2 separate regions of the Homo sapiens genome follow, and region 2 is linked to region 1. The links are chromatin contacts, found by Hi-C or POLR2A ChIA-PET in ENCODE. All regions are on one chromosome and are shown on one strand. The core of a region is the stretch at or near the end of the contact, and the rest is flanking DNA. Distances in the headings are between cores, read along the strand shown. Region 1 has its middle 20 kb from the start of KIF3B. Region 2 overlaps KIF3B (kinesin family member 3B).

Region 1 (6,941 bases), core at 810-3,309:
GGAGGTTGTAGTGAGCCAAGATCGTGCCACTGCACTCCAGCCTGGGTGACAGAGCAAGACTCCATCTCACACACACACACAAAAAAGAGAAGGGAACCTATCTTTTTTTTTTTTTTTTTGAGACAGGGTTACACCCTGTCACCTAGCCTGGAGTGCAGTGGTGCAATCTCAGCTCACCACAACTGCTGCCTCCCAGGCTCAAGTGATCCTCCCACCTCAGCCTCCCAAGTAACTGAGAATACAGGCACCACTACGCCCAGCTAATTTTTGTATTTTTTGTAGAGATGGGGTTTTGCCATGTTTCCCAGGCTGGTCACAAACTCCTGAGCTCAAGGGGTCTGTCCACCTCGGCCTCTTGAAGTGCTGGGATTACAGGCATGAGCCACTGCACCTGGCCAGGACAGACTTTTTTTTTTTGACGGAGTCTCACTCTGTCGCCCAGGCTGGAGCGCAATGGCATGATCTCAGCTCACTGCAACCTCCGCCTCCCAGGTTCAAGTGATTCTCCTGCCTCAGCCTCCTCAGTAGCTGGGATTAGAGGCACCCACCACCACACCCAGGTAATTTTTGTGTTTTCAGTAGAGACAGGGTTTCACCATATTGGCCAGGCTAGTCTCAAACTCCTGACCTCAGGTGATTTGCCCACCTCAGCCTCCCAAAGTGCTGGGATTACAGGCGTGAGCCACCTTGCCCCACTGGACCTATCACTTTTATATTACATATTTTTCTTGATGGTTTGAATCATTTGCAATAACTGTGTTCCTGGGTAACTGGTCTAATTTTCTGTCGCTGGATAGCAAAGCACCCCAAACTTAGTGGCATGAAACAACAATCCTTTTATTCCATTCACAGATTCTGTGGATCAGGAATTTGCACAAGGCACAACATAATTGGTTTGTCTCTGCTCCCTGATATATGGAGCCTGAGCTGGGAGATGACAACAGCTGGTGATGACTCACGTTTCTGGTGCCTGGGTTTGGATGACTAGCATGCTGGGCTCAGCTACAGCCATTGACTAGAACACCTACAAATGGCCTCTCACTGTGGCCTAGGCCTCCTTGCAGCGTGGAAGCTGTGTTCCAAGAGGGAATATTCCAGAAAGAAGCATTTGGAGAAAGAATATTCCAAGAGAACCAGGCAGAGCTGCATGTTTATTTATGACCCAACCTCAGAAGTCACATAGCATCACCTCTGCCATACTCTATTGGTGAAATCAGCCACAAGCCACCCAGATTCAAGGAAAGGGGACATAGACTCCCCTCCAATGGGAGGAGTGTCAAGGAATTTGCAGCCACTTCTTTAAAAACTGCCACATTTAGTTATAGAATTTATTGTATTATTTTATTTTTGTAGAGACATGATCTCACTGTGTGGCCCAGGCTGATCTTAAACTCCTGGCCTCAAGTGATCCTCCTGCCTCAGCCTCCTAAAGTGCTGGGATTACGGACGTGAACCACCATGCCTGGCCATGGGATTTAAAAATCTATTTTAGGTCGGGCACGGTGGCTCATGCCTGTAATCCCAGCACTTTGGGAGGCCGAGGTGGGCGGATCACTTGAGGTCAGGAGTTCAAAACCAGTCTGGCCAACATGGTGAAATGTTGTCTCTACTATAATTACAAAAATTAGCCAGGAGTGGTGGTGCACGCCTGTAATCCCAGATACTTGGGAAGCTGAGGCACGAGAATCGCTTGAATCTGGGAGGCAAAGGTTGCAGTGAGCCAAGATCGTGCCACTGCACTCCAGCCTGGGTGATACAGTGAGACCCTGTCTCAAAAAAAACATGTATTTTAAACAAAGGGTGAGCAATAAACATTGAGGCTGCCTTTCCTAAGACAGTGGGTTGGGAGCACCTAGGCACATGCTCATATCCCAGACTCTTAGCTCTTTCTGTTTTGTTGCCTTTATTGCTTTGAGTCTGATAATCTCGGAGAGACCTGAGGTAACTTGGCAGTTGTAACTTATAATTCTCTTTTTGTTTCTCTTCAGTACCTGGAGCCAAACCCTTTAGGTAAATATTTACGTATAGATTCATTTGTTCCCCTTATTCCCAGAAAAGATTTGAGGAAGCTTACAGGGATTCATACAGTATAATCGTATGATTAAAAATATATAAATAGATCAAGAAACCAAGGGAAAGGGAAAGGAAAGACTGAAACAGTAAGTTGAAACCAGAGGGGAAGTTAGTTCTCAAAAATATATGCTGCAAAGTCTTAAGTAAATATTTGTCATTGCAGGGCTGGAAAGCATAATGTATGTTATCTGATCTAATTACCCAACTGGCTCTTGAAATCCCTCTCTGACATCCCTACAGTAGCCATCTAGCCTGAGTTTGCACATTTCCAGTGACGGGGAGATCAGTACATTGCAAGGCAATTCCAACTGTTAGAAAGTATGGACCCAGGAGTCACAAATTCAAATGCTTCCAAGGGCTGGGCGTGGTAGCTCACACCTGTAATCCCAGCACTTTGGGAGGCCGAGGCAGGCGGATCACCTGAGTTCAGGAGTTCAAGACCAGCCTGGCCAACATGATGAAATCCCATCTCTACTAAAAATACAAAAACTAGCTGGGAGTGGTTGTGTACACCTGTAATTCCAGCTACTCAGGAGGCTGAGGCAGGAGAATCACTTGAACCTGGAAGGTGGAGGTTGCAGTGAGCTGAGATCGCGCCACTGCACTCCAGTCTGGGCAATAGAACGAGACTCTGTCTCAAAAAAAAAAAAAAAAAAAAAAACCACAAAAAAATCCCCAAATGCTTTCAAGGACCAGATGAATGAGGCAGGTCAATGTGGTGGAGTGGGGGCTGGGGGTCTAAGTCAAAGTGCAATGCACACACCCCCTTTAACTGTAGCAACTGCTACTCCTCCCAGCCAATTGTTGCCATATGGGACTTAGGTCCAGTGTAGCCAGATCTTTAGATATTTCAAGAGAAGCTGAAAAATCCCGATTTTATAGGAAATTTCCCTTTTTTTTTTGAGACAGGGTCTCACTGTGTCACCCAGGCTGGAGTGGTGGCATGATCTCAGCTCACTGCGACTTCTGTCTCCCGGGCTCAAGCAATCCTCCCACTTCAGCCTCCTGAGTATCTGGGACTACAGGTGCACACCACTACACCTGGCTAATTTCTGTAGAGACAAGGTTTTGCCATGTTGCCCAGGTCGGTCTCAAACTCTTGAGCTCAAGCGATCCACCCGCCTTGGCTTCCCAAAGTGCTGGGGTTACAGGCATGAGCCACTGTGTCAGGCAATTTCCTGGGTTTTAAATTGGCAATTAATTCTTTATTTTATTTTATTTTTGAGACAGAATCTCGCTCTTTTGCCCAGGTTGGAGTGCAGTGACACAATCTCGGCTCACTGCAACCTCCGCCTCCCAGGTTCAAGTGCTTCTTCCGCCTCAGCCTCCCAAGTAGCTGGGACTACAGGTGCCCGCTGCCACACTCAGCTAATTTTTGTATTTTTAGTACTGATGGGGTTTCACCATATTGGCCAGGCTGGTCTCGAACTCCCAACCTCGTGATCTGCGCGCCTCGGCCTCCCAAAGTGCTGGGGTTACAGGCGTGAGCCATTATGCCCGGCCTAATTCTCTAGTTTATAAAACACTGAACAGCCCACAGGAAATACAACTGCAGACCTGTGCTGTCTCTGGTTCACAGGCTTGTGAGTCCAAGGTGGCCAAAGTCTCAGGCTTTAAAGCTGGGTTAAAACAGGCTTTGAATCTCGCTCTGCGACTTACTCATTGCATAATTGTAGCCTCAATTCTCATCTGTAAAATGGGAATAATAATAGCACTTACCTACCTCTTTTTTTCCTTTTTCAGGGACGAAGTCTTGCTCTATCTCTCACTGCAGCCTCAAACTCCTGGGCTCAAGTGATCCTCCCACCTCAGTCTCCCAAGTAGCCAGAACTACTGGTACATGCCACCATAATTGACTAATTTTTAATTTTTTTTTTTTTTGTAGAGACAGGCTGGTCTCGGACTCCTGGGCTCAAAAGATCCTCCCACCTCAACCTCCCAAAGTGCTGAAATTATAGGTGTGGCCTGGCCAACAGAGCAAAACCGCGTCTCTACTAAAAATACAAAAATTAGCCAGGCGTTGTGTTGCACACCTGTAATCCCAGCTATTCGTGAGGCTGAGGCAGAAGAATCACTTGAACTTTGGAGGCAGAGGTTGCAGTGAGCTGAGATTGTGCCACTGCACTCCAGCCCAGGTGACAGAATGATACCCTGTCTCAATAAATAAATAAATAATGCTAAATATTAATAACTACAATAAATAAACTATTTTTGGCTGGGCACAGTGGCTCACTCCTATAATCCCAACACTTTTTGGGAGCCCAAGGCAGGTGAATTGCTTGAGCCCAGGAGTTCAAGACCAGCCTGGGCAACATAGGGAGACCCTGTCTCTACAAAAATACCAAAATTAGCTGAGTGCGGTGGTGTGTGGCTATAGTCCCAGCTACTTGGGAGGTTGAGGTGGGAGGATAGCTTGAGCCTGGATGTCAAGCCTACAGTAACCTGTGATTGTGCCACTGCACTCCAGCGTGGGTGACAGAGCAAGACCCTGTCTCAAAATCAATCAATCAATCAATCAATCAATCAGTAAAATAAATAAACTATTTTGAGGGTCTCTCTGGAGCTTTCATCCAGTAATTCCTGCTTTACCCATAAAGGCAATTTTTTTTTTTTTTAGACAGAGTCTCGCCGTTGCCCAGGCTGAAGTGCAGTGGCGTGATCTCAGCTCACTGCAACCTCCGCCTCCCAGGTTCAAGCAATTCTCCTGTCTCAGCCTCCTGAGTAGCTGGGATTACAAGCGTGTACCACCATACCTGGCTAATTTTTGTATTTTTAGTAGAGACAAAGTTTCACCATGTTGGTCAGGCTGGTCTCAAACTCCTGACCTCAGGTGATCCACCCGCCTTGGCCCCACAAAGTGCTGGAATTACAGGCGTGAGCCACCCCACCTGGCGAAGTAATTTTTTTTTTTTTTGAGACGGAGTCTCGCTGTGTTGCCCAGGCTGGAGTGGTTCCATCTTGGCTCACTGCAACCTCCGCCTCCCGGGTTCAAGTGATTCTCCTGCCTCAGCCTCTCGAGTAGCTGGGACTATAGGTGCGTGCCACCATGCCCGGCTAATTTTTTGTATTTCTAGTAGAGACAGGGTTTCACCGTGTTGGCCAGGGTGGTCTTGATCTCCTGACCTCGTGATCCGCCGGCCTCGGCCTCCCAAAGTGCTGGGATTACAGGTGTGAGCCACCATGTCCGGCCAAAGGTAATTTTTTATAAGACTGGTTGAGGTACGTTCCAAGGTTTCAGTGACTTTGGTTTTTGTTTTTTTGTTTTTGTTTTTTTTTGAGACAGGGTCTCACTCTGTCGCCCAGGCTGGAGTGCAGTGGTGATCTCAGCTCACCGCAACCTCCGCCTCCTGGGTTCAAGTGATTCTCATGCCTCAGCCTCCCAAGTAGCTAGGATTACAGGCATGCACCACCATGCCTGGCTAATTTTTGTATTTTTATTTTTATTTATTTACTTTTTTGAGACAGAGTCTCGCACTGTCACCCTGGCTGGAGTACAGTGACTATCTGATCTCGGCTCACTGCAACCTCCGCCTCCTGGATTCAAGTGATTCTCCTGCCTCAGCCTCTTGAGTAGCTGGGATTACAGGTATGCGCCACCACACCCAGCTAATTTTTTTTGTATTTTTAGTAGAGATGGGGTTTCACCATGTTGGCCAGGCTGATCTTGAACTCCTGACTTCGTGATTCACCCGCCTGGGCCTCCCAAAGTGCTGGGATTACAGGCGTGAGCCACCACACCCGGCCATTTTTGTATTTTTAGCAGAGATGGGGTTGGCCAGGCTGGTCTCGAACTCTTGACCTCAGGTGATCCACCCGCCTCCGCTCCCAAAGTGCTGGGATTACAGGCATGAGCCACCACGCCGGGCCAGGACTTTGTTTTTAATTATTAGAAGTACAGCTCACATTTTCCCTTTAAGTGCCAGAAATACGACATTTTCCTTTGTCCACAATGCAGATAAAACTCAGCTGAGTGAGGATGTCTGCAGGATCCTGCTTCTTTGGGATGGTGGGCAATGAACAACTATGGACATAGGTGTGTTGTTTGTAGGTGAAGAGAGGGGTTTAGTGGAGAGGGCATTCTAGGTGAGGAGAACCGGTGGAACAAAGTATTTAGAGGCGGGTGAGCTCCTGGAGCCTGATCAGAGAAAAAAGGGAAATATCGCCAATACTTAAGTTGGGCCTGGTGTTGACAGGAAGACAACCTGGCCTAACCTCTGGAAAATGGGGAGCCATTAGAGAGATGTAAGCAGGGCAGTTCTGCAGAAACACACAAAGAGGGCTAACCAAGAATGATCACGGTTTGCAAGTCACTCACTGAATGTGCTTCTGAAAGGACTCGTCTCAAATCAGTTATATATTGTGTCTCTTCTCCAGAGTCTGGGAGCCTCCAGGGACGAGGGGAATAGGATATTTTTCATCTCTCTGTCCTAGAAACACACCCAATATTTGCAGAGGACTTGAGAGAAGGGGAGGGACTGAGCTGGGGTCACCTGATTGTAGGCAGAGGAGAGAGTGTGAGCTCTGGGTTACAACCTGACTCTGCCACGAGGTAGCTACACAACCTTGGCTAGTTAATGAACTGAGCCTCAGTCTTCCCATCTGTAAGGTGGGGATAATAATAGTACCTTTGGGCCGGGTGCGGTGGCTCACGCCTATAATTCCAGCACTTTGGGAGGCCGAGGTGGGCAGATTACCTGAGGTCAGGAGTTCGAGACCAGCCTGGCTAACATGGTGGAACCCCGTCTCTACCAAAAATACAAAAATTAGCTGGGCATGGCGGCGGGCGCCTGTAATCCCAGCTACTCTGGAGGCTGAGGCAGGAGAATCGCTTGAGGTGGGAGGCGGAGGTTACAGTGAGCCAAGATCAC
Region 2 (7,698 bases), core at 786-3,285, 33 kb after region 1:
AATTCTAACAGAGAACTGTCCATTTCCCTTCTTAGGATCCTCTAAAAGTATCTTTTTTTTTTTTTTTTTTTTTTTTTTTTCAGATGGAGTCTCACTCTGTCGCCTAGGCTGGAGTGCAGTGGTGCAGTCTCAGCTCACTGCAACCTCCGCCTCCTGGGTTCAAGTGATTCTCCTGCCTCAGCCTCCTGAGTACCTGGGATTACAGGTGCACACCACCACGCCCAGCTGATTTTGGTATTTTTAGTAGAGATAGGGTTTCACCATGTTGGTCAGGCTGGTCTTGAACCCCTGACCTTGAGATCTGCCCATCTCGGCCTCCCAAAGTGCTGGGATTACAGGCGTGAGCCACCGTGCCTGGCCTAAAAGTATCTTTAAAAAACAGATTTAGCTGGATGTGGTGGCTCATTCCTGTAATCCCAGCACTTTGGGAGGCCTAAGTGGGAAGATTGCTTGAGGCCAGAAGTTTGAGACCAGCCTGGGCAGCATAGTGAGACCCCATCTATACAAAACATATGAAAATTTACCCGGGTGCAGTGGCTTGCACCTGTACTCCCAACTACTCGGGAAGCTGAGGCAAGTTCAAGCCCAGGAGTTCAAGGCTACAGTGAGCCATGATTGCGCTACTGCATTCCAGCCTGGGTGACACAGTGAATGAGATCCTGTCTCCAAACAAACAAAAAATGAACTTTATTTAGATATATTTTACATATGATGAAGTATTTTTTTGATGTAGTAGTTTTTCTCACCTTCTTTTTAGTCTTCTCTTTATCCATTTTTCTTTCTGATGAAGAATTCCCTGTGAGTAGGACCCAGAACATAGGCCTTTGTCATTTCAACCCTTCGTTCTCTGAATAGGCTGTTTATTGGCAACATTAACTGGAAACATTTTATGTACAGCATTGGAGTCTCACTCTGTCGCCTCAGCTCACTGCAACCTCCGCCTCCTGGGTTCAAGTGATGTGCACTGTATGAACTGTGAGAGCAAGCATATCATTATAACATTGGACAATGAGCCAAGACAGTTCTGATGGACTTTTGAAGAGGGATTTTTCAAAAAGCATTTAACTCATCATATTAATAAAATAAATCCTATGATTTATGGGAAATTCTGTTGGATCAACTTTGGAAACTGTTTACTATAAAGGTAGCATGCGTAGGCATGAATCTTGATAAGACAAGATTCTGATCCGGGGTTCTGAGTGGGTCCTTATATTCTGCAGAGCTGAACCAGGTGGAATAGGAGGAGAGTTTGGGTAACAGTCAAACACAACATCCAAAATTATGTTGAATGTAGTGGTGAGAGCTATTCCCTTTAAAACTCTCTCTTGGTTCTTCTGACTGTGTCAAGAATACTGTATTTGTTTGGTACTGGTCTGGTTTTTTTTTTTTTTTTTTTGAAATGGAGTCTCAGTCACCCAGGCTGGAGTGCAGTGGCACGATCTCAGCTCACTGCAACCTCTGCCTCCTGGGTTCAAGCAGTTCTCTGCCTCAGCCTCCTGAGTAGCTGGGATTACAGGTGCCTGCCACCATGCCCGGCTAATTTTTGTATTTTTAGTAAAGACGGGGTTTCACCATCTTAGCCATGCTGGTCTTGAACACCTGACCTTGTGATCCACCTGCCTTGGCCTCCCAAAGGGCTGGGACTACAGGCGGGAGCCACCATGCTCGGCCACTAGTCTATTTCTTAACACTTATTAAGCTCCCTTTCAAACCAATGGTGATCAAGCTTAAGGCCTCAGATAAGCTACAGTATTTAGCTAGAATTTAGTAACATTGTTGTCTGTTCTTATATTTATTTTCACAGTTACTTTCTATTTATAACAAGTGATACTGATTTTCCATTCATGGTGGTTATATAAAGTTTCTTTTTAAAATAAACTTTGTGTTAAGCAAAGTAGATTTAAAGAAAAAACGTTAAGTAAATAATAGTACAGGTGATGATAGACATGGCGAAAATTGTCCAGAAACAATCGGATTATTGACATTTAGGACATGCTGGTGTGGAAGAAAGGCCATGGACTTTGGAGCCAGATGGACCTGGTTTCAGCTTGCTTTGCCACTTATTAACTCAGTGTGCCATGTTACTTCCCTGTCTAAGTCTCTGTTTTTTTTCTCCTGCAAATTGGGTCAGGGCAGAGTTACCACTTGTGGGCCAGACGCTTGCTGCCTGTCTTCTTCTAGTCCTCACACGGCCCCAAGCAGCAGGTGTTAGTGATATTCCCATTTTACAGATGAGGAAATCAGCTCCGAGGGGTAAGAAACTTTCACAGAGCCTCAGAACTACGAATGATAGGCTGGGCACAGTGGCTCCCAGCACTTTAGGAGGCCGAGGCAGGTAGAACACCTGAGGTCAGGAATTCGAGACCAGCCTGGCCAACATAGTGAAACCCACGCTCTACTAAAAATACAAAAGTTAGCCGTGCGTGGTGGCAGGCGCCTGTAATCCCAGCTGCTTGGGAAGCTGAGGCAGGAGAATCCCTTGAACCTGGGAGGTGGAAGTTGCAGTGAGCCGAGATCACGCCACTACACTGCAGCCTGGGTGACAGCAAGACTCCATCTCAAAAACAAACAAACAAAACTAGGAATGATAGAGCTGGGTTTCAGTCCCAGGTGTGTCTGAATCTCTTTTTGGCTATTCAGGCTACCTCTGCCTGTTAAATACAGGTTTTGCTATGGCCCTCTGCCCATAGCATTATTCACAATAGCCAAGAGGTAGAAGCAGCCCAAATGTCCGTTAACAGATAAATGGATAAAGAATATGTGGTACAGGCCAGGCGCGATGGCTCACGCCTGTAATCCCAGCACTTTGGGAGGCCAAGGCGGAAGGATTGCTTGAACCCAGGAGTTCCAGACCAGCCTGGGCAATATAGTGAGACCTTGTTTCTATAACAAATAATAATAATAATAAATTAGCTCAGTATGGTGGCATGTACCTGTAGTCTCAGCTACTCAAAAGGCTGAGGTGGGAGGATTGCTTGAGCCTAGGAGTTCAAGGATGCAGTGAGCTGTGATTGCACCACTGCACTCCAGCCTGGGTGTCAGCAAGACTGTGTCTCAAAAAAAAAAAAAAGAAAATATATATAGTGCATACATGGAATGGAATATTATTCAGCCTTAAAAAAGAAGGAAGTTCTGACACATGCTTTAGTATTGATGAACCTTGAGGGCATTGTGCTGAGTGAAATAAGCCAGTCACAAAAGGACAAATACTGTTATGATTCCACTTATCCGAGGTAGCTAGAGTAGACAAAATCATGGAAACATGGTTACCAGGGGCTAAGGAGAGGGGGAAATGGGGAATTGTTCAGTGGTTATAAAGTTTCAGCTTTGCAAGATGAAAAAGTTCTAGAAATGTGTTATACAACAATGTGAATATAGTTAACACTACTGAACTATACACTTAAAATGATTAAGAGGGTAAATTTTATATTATGTGGGGTTTTTTACTGTAATTTTAAAAAAATTTTAAATGATAAGCCATTGGTTAGAGGGTGATTTTTTTTTCATTTGGAAAATCCCAATTATGCATAAAACTAGAATAATGTAATGAATCATGAACCCATTACCCACCTCCAGCAGTTCTCAGCACTTGGCAATCCTATTTTACCTATAACCTTCCATGCACCCCACCCCTGAAAAAGATCCCAGATGGCATATAACTTTATCTGAAAATATTCTTGTTTACCTCTAGAGGATAAGAACTTTCTTTTTAAAATAATAACATTTTTTTACACGTAAAAATAATTTCTTACATTGTCTCATATCCAGTGTTCCAATTTCCTTGATTGTCTTATACATTTTTTTTTTTTTTTTGAGACAGAGTCTCGCTCTGTCACCCGGGCTGGAGTGCAGTGGTGCGATCTAGGCCCACTGCAATCTCTGCCTCCCGGGTTCAAGCAATTCTCCTGCCTCAGCCTCCCAAGTAGCTGGGATTACAGACATGCATGCACCACACCCAACTAATTTTTATATTTTTAGTAGAGACAGGGTTTCACCATGTTAGCTAGGCTGGTCTTGAACTCCTGACCTCGAGTGATGCACCCTCCTCGGCCTCCCAAAGTGCTGGGATTACAGGTGTGAGCCACCGCGCCTCGCCTCATTTTTTTTTTCTTGAGACAGGGTCTCACTGTATCACCCAGGCTTGAGTGCAGTGGTGTAGTCAGAGCTCACTGCTGCCTCAAACTCTTAGGCGGCTCAAGCAAACTCCTGGGCTCAAGTGATCCTCCCAACTTAGCCTCCTGAGTAGCTGGGGCCACAGGCATATACCACCGCACCTGGCTAATTTTTAAAAATTTTTTTGTAGAGACAGGATCTTGCCATCTTGTCCAAGCTGGTCTTGAACTCCTAGGCTCAAGTGATCCTCCCACCTCAGCCTCCCAAAGTGCTGGGATTATGGGTGGTGAACCACCTAGCTTGGTCCTTGTACATTTCTTAACAGTTGGTTTGTTTGAATCAAGATCAAAAAAGGAGCTGGACGTAGTGGCTCACCATGGTGGCTGGTATTACATGATGGACCTGTAATACCAGCAGTTTGGGAGGCCTAAGTGGGAGAATCACATGAAGCCAAGAGTTTGAGACCAGCCTGTGCAACAAAGCAAGACCCCCCCCAACTTCTACAAACAATTTTAAAAATTAGTCCAGGCATGGTGGCTCATGCCTGTAATCCTAGCACTTTGGGAGGCTGAGGTGGGTGGATCACTTGAGGTCAGGTGTTTGAGACCAGCCTGGCCAACACGGTGAAACCTCGTCTCTACTAAAAATAGAAAAAAAAAAAAAAAAAAAAAAAGAAAAGTCGGGTCCAGTGGCGCACGCCTGTAGTCCCAGCTACTCTGGAGGCTGAGGTGGGACGATTGCTTGAGCGAGGAGTTCGAGGCTGCAGTAAGCTGAGATTCTGCCACTGCACTCCAGCCTGGGCAACAGAGCAAGACCTTGGCTCTTGAAAAACAACAGAATGTGAAGACCTTGACTCTTAAAAAACAATAGAATGTGTACAACAGTCCTACCTCTGGGAGTGGATCCTACCAACTACTCCCACTTACCCTAAAGGTATATATGTTCAGTATAGCCACTGCAGTACTGTTTGCAGTAGCAAATGACCAGAGACCATCAGAAGGTCCCTCAATAAGGGACTGACTGATCAAAGACATTTTTTGGCTGGGCGCAGTGGCTCATGACTGTAATCCCAGCACTTTGGGAGGCCAAGGCAGGCGGAACACCTGAGGTCAGGAGTTCAAGACCAGCCTGGCCAACATGGCAAAACCCCGTCTCTACAAAAAATAAAAAATTAGTTGGATGTGGTGGGGTGTGCTTATAGTCCCAGGTACTTGGGAGTCTGAGGTGGGAAGATTGCTTGACCCCAGGAGGTTGACGTTGCAGTGAGCTGTGATTGTGCCACTGCACTCCAGCCTGGGCAACTGAGACTCTGTCTCAAAATAAATGAGTGAATGAATGAATGAATGAAAGGAAGTAAGACAGAAAAGAAAGGAAAAAGAAGCAGCTAAGCATGGTGTCTGATGCCTGTAATCCCATACTTTGGGAGGCTGAGAGACGGAAGGATCACTTGAGCCAGGAGTTTGAGACCAGCCTGGGGACCAGCCTGGGCAACATAGTGAGACATTTGTCTCTACAAAAAATAAAAACAAAATTAGGTTTGGTGGCATGTACCTGTAGTCCCAGCTACTGAGGAGGTTGAGGTGGGAAGACTACCTGAGCCCAGGAGGTTGAGGCTATGGCGAGCCAACATCATGCCACTGCACTCCAGCCTGGAGTGCAGAGCAAGAGTCTGTCTCAAAAAAACAAACAAAGAAAACAACACAAAATGAGTTGGGGGGCGGGGAGAAGGAGTTCTCCAAGATTTATATAGGAAGAAGTACAGTGGTATATAGTATACTGCTACTTGAGTTAAAAAGGTTTAAAAGCAAAAGATGAAGATGAAGGAGCAATGCAGATATGTTAGGAAGATTTACATGTTCACTGTACACTCTGTACAGCTTGAATTGCGTTAATCTTTGCATAGACATACACATGTATATATGCGTATATATCAGGTGTTTTAAAAATATATGGGTTTATATATGGGTTTTAAAATAAGACAAATCTGGTTTTGAATCCTGACTCTTCCACTTAATTGTCGTGTAACCTTGGGCAAATTAATTTCCCTGAGTCTCTGATCCTTATTCTTTAAATGAGGCTAATGCCTGCCTTCCTCCCAAGGTGATTTTGAGGATTAAAAGAGGACTCACATTAAGCTCTTGGTATACTGTGAGTTGTGACTATTGAATACAATAAAACCCAAGAACTGCATTGATTCTGAATAGTAGGTGTTGTCCAACAGACTTGAATATATTTTTGAATGTATTTTATGTTTTACAATTGAATGCCAAAAAGAGTTTCTTTTCTTCTTTCCCTGCCTAAATAAATGCTTTGTTTGCCTCTTTGTGTCATCAAATGACAGAGAGTACATGGCGCCAGTTTGAATTCAGGGCAGGCATTTATTGTCCTTGTTACTTGACTGTGACGTTTTTAGGTTTCTTTCCGGAGAACTAGCGTGTCTTCTTCAGACATTTAAGCTGAAATCAAAGTTCTGGACTTTTCTCCAAAGAAAACATTGCTTTATTGCTTCCCCCACCTTAATTATAAAAATCAAAATACATGCACCCATCAAAAAATACAAAGAAAGCAAAAAAATAGCCTGCAGGCGCACCACCCTAGAGGTCAATATTACCTGCATTTCATGAGTATTTATTAGTACTTTTCAATGTTAAAAGCTAAGCATTTAACATTCATTAGTTTATTTAATCCTCAGAACAGTTCTTTAAGGGAGATATTGCTATTAACCATACTTGGTGGAAGAAGAAACTGTGACTTAGTTTCTTGAGATTTTATAGCTAGTAAATGGCAGAGCAGAAATTCAAAGCCAGACCTGCTGAACACCTCAGCTCATGCTTTTAACAATGTCTTTACTCTGTGTTCCCCAAATCTGCATCTGCACATGTGCCTGTACACATAAACATTAACTGTATCATAGTAATTCTGTTTAGTAGCCTTTTTCTTCACTCAGCAATATGTCTTGAATATTGCCCATATCTAAATACCTAGAGGTTTGTTGCCATTTTTAATGACTTCATAGTTTCCCATTGTAGAGATGTGCCATAATCTAACCACTCCCTTATTGATGAGCATTTAAGTGCTTAGAGGTGGTGATGTGACAAACACAAATTGTGTATTACATTGTTGCACATGTATTTAGTTACTCAATTATGTCCTTAAAATAATTCCAAGAAATGGAATTGCTGTTTCAAGGGAGTATTCACATTTAGAGTTTTGGTACTGATTGCCTGACTGCCCTCAAGTATGTTGTGCCAATTTGAGATGCTGTGGCTCTTATATGTTCTTTCTGTAAGGGACATTTTGAAACTTTTTAGACAGTTCACGCAACTGTTTGGCTTACAAAAAAGGTGACGCCCCCCGCCCCCTTTTTTTTTTCTTTTGTGACAGAATCTCGCTCTGTCGCCCAGGCTGGAGTGCAGTGGTGCGATCTCAGCTCACTGCAAGCTCCGCCTCCCGGGTTCACACCATTCTCCTGCCTCAGCCTCCTGAATAGCTGGGACTACAGGTGCCCGCCATCATGCCCAGCTAATTTTTTTGTATTTTTAGTAGAGACGGGGTTTCACCGTGTTAGCCAGGATGGTCTCGATC

What was found. A loop is a pair of places that touch in the nucleus more often than their neighbours do. ChIA-PET counts read pairs that join two places held with the same protein, here RNA polymerase II (POLR2A). Pooled maps may share reads with other maps.
Region 2: a map of Caco-2 shows a loop between it and region 1 (6-fold over the local background). The contact joins two enhancer-like sites. A Hi-C loop is called at or near these places in 5 of 168 maps with a recorded cell type or tissue (Caco-2, Calu3, HepG2 and 2 more) and 10 of 50 pooled maps. POLR2A ChIA-PET finds 5 or more read pairs at or near these places in 16 of 52 experiments (AG04450, Caco-2, GM12878 and 11 more).

Annotation. Positions count from the first base shown.
Region 1 is chr20:32,254,497-32,261,437 of GRCh38, forward strand. No RefSeq gene overlaps it. Among named protein-coding and RNA genes, the nearest start is that of KIF3B, 20 kb to the right of the region's middle. Within about 2 kb of position 2,060, at least 7 of the 41 ENCODE cell types and tissues checked have a DNase peak (open chromatin) inside an H3K27ac peak, as active enhancers do.
Region 2 is chr20:32,287,821-32,295,518 of GRCh38, forward strand. The region is part of intron 1 of KIF3B (kinesin family member 3B); the gene reads left to right. Among named protein-coding and RNA genes, the nearest start is that of KIF3B, 14 kb to the left of the region's middle. Within about 2 kb of position 2,036, at least 3 of the 41 ENCODE cell types and tissues checked have a DNase peak (open chromatin) inside an H3K27ac peak, as active enhancers do.